Linked DNA regions of Homo sapiens: region 1 is linked to region 2. The links are chromatin contacts, found by Hi-C or POLR2A ChIA-PET in ENCODE. All regions are on one chromosome and are shown on one strand. The core of a region is the stretch at or near the end of the contact, and the rest is flanking DNA. Distances in the headings are between cores, read along the strand shown.

Region 1 (4,377 bases), core at 140-2,639, 36 kb before region 2:
ACTTGTAACTCAATCACTTGCTTGTTTGATATTTATGATAATTATCAAAATCCTAATTGTTGACCATAAAGCCTATAACTCAACGGAGCTTAAAGGTTTTGATGCCTATGATTAGGAATCAGGTTTCCTTAATAAAAACGAAATCAATTTGATTTCATTGATAAATATTTTTCTTGAACCTAAACATGCTGGAATTGACTTCAGCTCATACCAAATGCTGGGGCTCTGAAGTGTCTCTCTAAATCAGAGGATAGATTCATCTACCCACTCTGGTGGAAGGCAGGAAGTCTATCAATACAGTCCTTCAATAGACAGATAGATAGATAGATTTCTTAGACGTAAATTTCCTAGTAAAATACTCCTAACTAGTAACCAAGTGAAAGACAACATTTCATAAGGACACCAGAAAAAAAGATAAGAACATAAACCTAAATAAGGGCAGGGTAAGCTCATTCCACTTACATTTGCAATTAAGGATCCTAATTTCTCATTTCCGTCTTTCTTATATGCTTCCATTCCAGAACTACAAGCGGTCAGTTTCCATGGAAAGGAATAGAGGGCCTGGGACCATAAGCATACCTTACATATCCAAAGCTAGCCTCCATGTGTTATCTTAACTACAGTGGAAATTTGTAAAAGTAGTTTTTTACAAAGGGAGAAAGTGCCTGGCTAGCCCAGTGCAGTGGAATCTAAATGTTCAAATTAAGGGATGATGCTGTGACCACCACCCTAAGCCACATATGCAGCCATATATACCTCCTGATAAAATAAATCATCACTGCAAGGACGCTTAACAGTGAGGTACTCTTTAGTATACAAACCATTTCTAGCCATGACCCTGAATTGGGACTTAATACAGCAAATGTAAGGGCCTCACTTAACAACAACAATCAAGGTAGATGAAGACAAGGAAACTTGTTGCCTAAGGAAGATGTGCAATAGATCTGGCCTTTTGGTCTCAGTTGTGAAGTGTAACGACTGTCCATGAATAGACCAGGTCAGATGGCTCCACATCACCCTTCTTTCAGAGGTCACATAACTTAAGTCTGATGAGGGCAGGTGTATCCCAGTTCCACAGTTCTATGCAAACAGGTGGGACCTCCTTTCCACAGGGTTCTCTGCCTGTCCCTTGGCCATATGTATTGTCCTGCTCAGGGCTGCAGTACGCACTCCCAATGGAGAAGAGGACAGGAGAAGAGGTGATCTAGAGACTGCCTGCCTTTTGCCAGACAAACTGCATTGGTTTGTTGTGTTTCAAGGGCTTACACTTCTGTGATGACACTGTGCAAGCAAATGGAAAACTTCCTCTTACCCTGTAACACAGGTGTGGCAGACGGCAACAGCACACCATACTATGAAGCAATCCACAAGATAAACGAGTAAACTGTTGAGAAACACACGCGGCACCACAGGACTCGGCCAAAGTCCATTTGTTGAACAACAGCTTATGCAGCACTGGGCTGACAACACTGGCGCTCTGGAAGAGTTTTCCCTTTGCAGAGTTTGTAATCATTCACTAAACCCCAAATCTCTAGTCTTGCTGTGATATATATTGTGCCTTCTTCCACCATCATCAATACCTATGTCCCCGTCACAATGGACATACACTAAGGTGACAAAAAAGAAAAAAAAGATACAAAAGACCTGGACAGACTCTTTGCAACAATATAATCATCTGACAAACTGATGATCATGAAGGATTTCAATGCATATGTTTGGCAGTGATGCCAAAACACGGAGGAAAGGCATCAGACTCACAGGACTGGAAAGCTGAACAGCACTCACTTACTCCTGCTCTGCAAGGGTGCCAGCCAGCAGCTCGCAATCACTAACACCATCTTCGGCCTAGCAAATAAGAGAAAGATATTATGGATGCACTCACAATCTGAATAGTGGCATCTCACTGATAACCAACATTTCCTGTGAGTGGACTTGTGGCTATGTGCAAATGACCATGACTGGAAACACTAAAAATTCCCGGGAACAACAGTCGAGAGCTCCCACAGCAAACATCTACTAAACATCAAAATTGGAGACACTCGCAGGGGGTTCTCTGACAACAATGATCCTAATGACATTCTCTGCAAAGGGGTTCCCAATTAAAAGTGAAATGAATCTCCCAGGATGCTATCAGGCAGCCATCAACTTTATAGGCATTTAAAAAAAAAAAATCACCGTAACAAATTCAAGGAGTAAAGACATCCAAAAGCTCTTTGTAAGAAATTAAAATTATACGCTGTCAACACAAATCCTGTGACTCTCTGCTCATGGAGCACCAAGGAGCAAGGGGCAGACCAATAGATTCCTGGATCCCAAGGTCAGAATTAGACAGAAGGTACCTTGAGAGCCTGCCAAGAGCCAACCAGCATCCCCAGAAGGCCCATCAAGGTTAAAGGAGAAGGAAATGAAAACATCTCTCCCTACCCACCTCTTGACCCAAAATGTGTATGTAGGTATTTCATAAACTTTAATTTACTAAGATAAAAAGCAACGGAATTTTGTGTCATTTTTCAAATAATAATACAAACTGAACAGGCTCTATACACGAAAGATATACCAATCCCCCACAATATACAACTAGATTCTACTTTGTGGTCTTCCTTAATGCAGATTAAAAATAGAAGTTATAGAATGATATAGTACAGCTGCAAAACCAAAGGATCCTACTCTAAATATTCTACGTTATATTTTATAAATGGAATAAATATACTCCATAAGCTAAAGACTAAGAGCTAGTGTAGAGAACAGTGAAATTTTATTACAATCTGATTTAGAGTTCTAGTATGAAATAAAAAACCAGTGCCTTTGTTCACATACTACTGTTTCAGTATAGGTTCTCCTCTAAAAGGTGACAATTGAGCATTTTTTTCTTAGATGACACAAATGACTTAACAACTGAAACAAAATAGTTAACTGTAAACATGTAAATAGAAATATATTACAAAAATGAACCTTTAAACATCTGAGTATCCAGATCTGCTAAATCAAAGGCCCCTAACTATTTCAAAAGATGTATTTCCAATTTATACCAAACTTTACAGCTTAAGACTTACATATGAAAAGAGGAAAAGAGGAACCCTGAATTATTAAAATTACAAAGAAAAAAATTCAACGGGAAAAATTAAAACCCAGAAGATTTTCAAGAGAGACTAGCTGGAATCAAGAAATAATATACAGGCAAATCACAATTCCAAACATAAATGGTGAAGTCAGAAATTGGTACATGAAATCAAAAGGCCTTAAGTGAAGACCTATTACATGTGTCATGGTGTTCCAATTGAGGCCACAGGAAAAACAGACATAGAGAAAATGCAGTCCTCCTTAACCCAGCTAACCTAAGTAACCAAAAGATAAAAATAGAGGGCTGTAAAAAGCTCATATCTGAAATATTGTGGCTCAGTTTATGAAACCAAAAATACAGCAAAATAATTTTTTGAACGGGAGTTTAATTGTGCTCTTAGAACTTAGCTAACATTAGTTTAGAGACAACAATGTTTGCAAGGCAATCAATTAAGCTCAATTCTTGACACTTCCTTTAAAACAAAAGGAAAACATCTGCCAGCTGGCACAGGCTTTATTATTTTATTTGGTACAATCTGATTCTACTACTGTAAGCACTACTCTAAAAAAATGTCATTATTTGAAATGACGTCTGCAGACACCTAGGTAATATCAGTGAAGAATTCAACAATTATTTCTAATTCTATGGTTAACTTTTCCTGAGAACTTACTTCAAGCTAGAAACTGTTCTAAGTGCCTTACACTTAAACTCATTTCACCTCTATTAGTAAATAGGGACTACTATAATCCCCAATTTATAAATAAGGAAACTGAGGCACAAGGAGTTAAAATCAATAAATGGTAGAGCTGGAACTTGAGCTAGGAAGCTGATTCTAAGCTGGAGCTCTTCACTGCCTACCAAGGCTGCTTCCCTCAGAAGTAAGGAAGGAAGAGAGATTTCGATATGAAGAAACATACAGGCCAGTGGGCTCTATCAGTAACTGCTGAGCAAATATGCCTGGCTCTGCAACAACTAAAGAGGAATCTTAAGGATAAAACTAAGATTTTCAGTGTAATAGACCCGGGCTTAGATGACTCCATCATATTCTTATTCTTACTGTCACCCAGGCCTACCTTCTGTTTTCTTTGTAAATGACAGTGAAGTATGAGGGAGAGTGTGAGGAGAGTGTATGAGTGTGCACGTGGACACACGTGTGTTTGAGGTTGGGGGTGGGTTGTGTGGAGAAGGAAACTGGACGAATACATCAACTAACAAATGAAAGGCTGACTCACATCAGAAGAGGAAGTGAATCCAAATGATTGCAGGAGATTTAGGTTAAGCTTCAAGAGGATTTCTCTGATAACACGGGTTGTTGA
Region 2 (4,400 bases), core at 1,309-3,808:
TCATACTATATTTTATTAGACTGTGGTGAGAAAATACTAAGCGCTACAAAGTCACAAAATGTTATGTGATTGTTAGAATTTAACAATTCTGATAATAACGTCCACACCACCAAAAAAGTATCAAAGTAGCCTGCCTTTGTAAAGTTGAAAAATCACTGGCCTAAAGATTGCTGGTGATTATTTTCTAAATCACTACTATCTTCTTTCAGATAATATTTTCTATTCATTTGAGATATAAACAATGACATTATTTTTACATTTTCAGAGTCTTTCTTATTCCTCTGAGTCACAGCAAGAAAGAAACAGAAAAATCTCACTTAAATTCCCTGGATTAATACATGTGGAAATTCTGGCCCATTAGTGATATGACCCACAAAGCCAGAATGGGGAAAGATGGAGAAAGGTAGAAAAGACTAGACAATGATGTTCGTTTGTTGTTTCTGAAACAAGGAAGAAAAAACTACTTACTAAACTCAGGGTGAAACAATAAAGATGTTTGAAATAAACGAATCTAACAGGCCCTTGGAGTTACCAAAATTAACAAGTTCACTTATCTGAAAGAGAAGCGATTTAAAGAGCCTTGTTTTTCACAGTTCTATCGAATTCTCACCCATGTGAGAATAAACCTCAGCTTGGCTGATATTCTGGGCGGGCACAGACCATTAAGTACAGGAAGATCTCTCCAGCTCTGTGGTTGAAGTGAATGAGTGAGACCTGCTTAAAGAACAAGACACCAATTCTGTGGTCCTCAGCAGGCACAGACAGCAAGGCTTTGAAAGGAAAGAAATCAACTCTGCACCAGTTTTGGGCGATCAATGGATTAAGATAAAACTTTAACTTCTAAGAATTCAAATTACCTAATTTGTTCTTACGTTTTTAAACTAAAACACAAAATAAACATGATTAAATAATTACATTTTGAAAAATCGACTGGCAAAGCCCATTCCACTTGGCATTTGCACACTTAGAAGACCCACACTGAATTAGGTAGAAATGTGCATCTTCGACATATGTATCACTGATTCTGATCTACTGTCTCTACATCATACCTATCATGTCTACTTTTCTTGGCAGATAAATCATCTCCAGAGGCAGGTCTTCTCTTTTTCCTTGGTGGCATCACTTTATTAAAGCAGTCTGAAGAACTGCAAGACCGCAGACTTCCTACAAAACAAATTCAAAGAGCACAAAATTAAGGTATGCTACATCCTAACTCTGTACTTCCAAAGAACAGTACTGCTAATTTAAACACTTCCACAGCTTGTATTGTAAGGAATTTAGATGTTAAAGAAAAGATGGGTTTTTAGTTCCTTTTTGAAAAAATGTTATGGTCAAGAAATAAACCTAGCGACGACACAAATAAGTTAATACTTCCACCAACCCAAATCACACCAGAAATAGAAGTTATTATAATTTCAATTTACTCTCCAAAAATACTAATCTAAGTCATCTAACCTTTCTGTTTCTCTTATATGTCAATGTTCTCTCAAAATGCACTGCAGTGCTATCTCATGTACACACTTCATGAAACAAGGTTAGCTCAACAAGTAACCCTGACTCTAAAATACACGTAGGCACATCAGTCCCAGTAGTCTTAAGCTTCAAGAGATATCTGATTTAAAAAAAACAGGATTTGGGGTTTTTTAAGCAGAAGTCTGACATGACCTTGAGCAAAATGTCCACAACAATTTTGTTTGTTTCTGCCACTTGAAGATTTTGCCACATTCAGTCAGGGTTTTCAGTTAGGAAACATAACTTTCATTTGGTAATTGTCTGATACCAAAATGTAATAACAGATAATAATAGCCACTGAACACTTACTGAGGTCTTACTTTGAACCAGGCCCTGTTCTTAACACTTGCATGTACTAACTCATTTAGGTTCAGTTTCCATGAGGAAAGAACTATTATTGCCTTATGCAGATAAGAAAACGGAGGCGGAGGGAGGTTAGGCAAACGGCAAAGCCAGGATTCGAATCTGGGCAGTCTTGCTTCAGGCCGTCTTAAGTTATAAACTACAAGACAACTATAAGATGATTAAAATACCCCACCTTGGTACAAGTGCCCTCAAATATATTATGTCATTTGGTTCCTACAATAATCATGAATGACAGGCAGGGCAAAGATAATTATTTCTACTTAACAGACAGGGAAAACTAAGGCTTAGGTATTTAAGTGACCTCCTGAGGTCTCAGGAGTGAGAAGTGGTGAATTCTGAACCTCATGCCTTTCCTCCTTGCACAAGCCCTTGGTTGAAGGCCCAGGGCTCTCAGGGAGTGATGAGGACAGGAGAGCGTGAAGGGTGCTGGGGACTGAATGATCTGCAGTCAATGAGTGAGTTCCAGTTCTTCACCTATGTGGTTCTATCAGTCACTAACCTACTTAGGGTCTCTCATTCGCCATTTGAAGAATGAGAAATGTTATATAGCTACCTCTCAGGAGTTTTATGAAGGAAAAAAATACCCATTCACTAAGTGCTTAGGTGCCAAGTGTTGTGTTCGGGTGTTGCTGAAATAAAGACATTGGTTCCGAGCAGCATCACGGAAGGAGGCATGCGCACTGCGCTCATGGCGGCCTTCAGCATTCACTGAACTCTCAGGACACTATTCACCAGCATGTATCATATTTTAACAAACAGGGAAACCAAAGCAGAGAGATTAAGTGACAGCTGGAAAGCAGCACGTAAAGCCAAGTCAGTATGAACCCAAGCAGCCCAGTGGCAAAGCCCAAGCTCTCAGCTACCATTTGCTGCCACTTCTATGAGGCCATAAAAGCAGAAACAGAAACAGAGGACTAAGGACAGAGCCCTGGGAAAAGAAGGTAAAACCCAGGCAGGAAGGAAATCCAGGAGAGTGTCATGTCCTGGAAGCCAAAGGAGGAGAGCATGCTTTGAGAAGGGAGTGTTCAATTGCAGCACGGAGGTCAACTCAGGTAAGGAGTGAAGGCACACATGAGATTTAGCAATCAAGTACAGTGTCCATGGATTGGTGGGAGTGCAGGCCAGATTGCAGCGGGCTGTGGAGAGACAAGAGATGTGAGGTGAGGAAGTGGACACAGTGAATGTGAACAGCTCTTTCCAGATACCTGCTCTGAAGGCAGAGAGAGCTGTCAATAGCCAACATTCACAACCCTGCTAAGAGCAATGATCAGAGCTGAAACCTAAATCCCAGTTCATATCTGGGCTTCCATCACTGTGCTAAGTTCCTAAGGTGACATGCTTCAGCAACATACCAGTTCAAAGCACCCTTTCCATTATAAATTGGGACTCTGGCCCAGATGAGGGTCCTTCCCAGACCCCAGTCTTGGACAGTGCCCAGGCTCAAGGATCCTGCCTGCTCCTTCGGCACAAAACCAGTTCAGGTCTAAACAGATGACCCTCAGCCACCATTCCTGGGGAACCAACCAGGCTCTTTCCTTCCAAGGATTGGAGTAGAGAGCTCTTCAGAGACACTAAGCACCCCCATATCACTCCTCCCACACCAGCAGGGTGTGGAAGAGAAAGAGTCAAGGGGAGTGCTGCCCACCACCCCACACACCCCATTCATCTTCCCTGTAAAATGCTGCCCTGGTTCACAAACACCACTAAAGCATATTAAAAGGTCCAAAGAATTGCAGTGACCCAAGCTTCTGCAGACTGCCAACATACAAAAACAAAGATTTATTCATATCTATTAATGCCCTAGGGCAGGGCTTGCAGAAGGAAAAAGTTTGCCCTGCTCAGCTGTAAAGCCTGTTATACTGCCCAGAAATGAAGAGTCTGTCCTGATCCTCAAGGCTGGCTTCTCCCTCCTTAGATGTATATGCAGGAAGAAAAGACATTTTCTTCCAATAGCAGTCACGGTTTGGTTCTTAGCTTCCAGTCTAGCAGTAACCCCTCCCCTTCCACATGTGCAAAACACAGAAGAAAATGCACTTATCGCCTCAATCCATAAGAAGAGGAACACTGTTTAAAATAACGTCTACACCAATATATTCACCAATAAAAGTTCATTCATTAGCTCCTCTACCACCTGGTTCTTCCTAGACACACACTGTACAACGTTTGGTTTCCACTGAATCCTACTTGTCAAGATTAGCATGTTTTTGGCAAATACACAAACATCATAAGTTAACTAACATTTTCAGCTTTCTCTTATGTTTCTTTCTTATTGATAAATGCTTTCTATTAAAAGTTTCACAAATACTTTTTTCTTGTGTCTGTGGAAAAGTTACTCATCTCTGAGACCCAAATCATCCCAGTGATTCTGTCATTTATTAAAATGTTTATCTCCTAACTAAGAGGCATGACTTTTTTTTTTTTTTTAATCTCTCCACTCTAATCATCAGTGTAAGCAAGTGACAGTTAAGGGGTCATTTTTCACAAAGAAACTGTGTCTATCCACCTGCCCCAACAGCCATCCT

The links. A loop is a pair of places that touch in the nucleus more often than their neighbours do. ChIA-PET counts read pairs that join two places held with the same protein, here RNA polymerase II (POLR2A). Pooled maps may share reads with other maps.
Region 1: a loop to region 2 is called in a pooled map, with 2.1 times the contacts of the local background. The contact joins two enhancer-like sites. A Hi-C loop is called at or near these places in 2 of 168 maps with a recorded cell type or tissue (IMR-90 and posterior vena cava), 2 of 37 single-sample maps with no recorded cell type and 2 of 50 pooled maps. POLR2A ChIA-PET finds 5 or more read pairs at or near these places in 4 of 52 experiments (HepG2, OCI-LY7, WTC11 and 1 more).

What each region holds. Positions count from the first base shown.
Region 1 is chr4:51,906,388-51,910,764 of GRCh38, reverse strand. All of the region lies in intron 8 of DCUN1D4 (defective in cullin neddylation 1 domain containing 4), which reads right to left. Among named protein-coding and RNA genes, the nearest start is that of DCUN1D4, 65 kb to the right of the region's middle. Within about 2 kb of position 1,389, at least 3 of the 41 ENCODE cell types and tissues checked have a DNase peak (open chromatin) inside an H3K27ac peak, as active enhancers do.
Region 2 is chr4:51,871,035-51,875,434 of GRCh38, reverse strand. It overlaps DCUN1D4 (defective in cullin neddylation 1 domain containing 4), which reads right to left. Exons shown (of 11, transcript NM_001040402.3): 4 at 1,050-1,164. Among named protein-coding and RNA genes, the nearest start is that of DCUN1D4, 30 kb to the right of the region's middle. Within about 2 kb of position 2,558, at least 2 of the 41 ENCODE cell types and tissues checked have a DNase peak (open chromatin) inside an H3K27ac peak, as active enhancers do.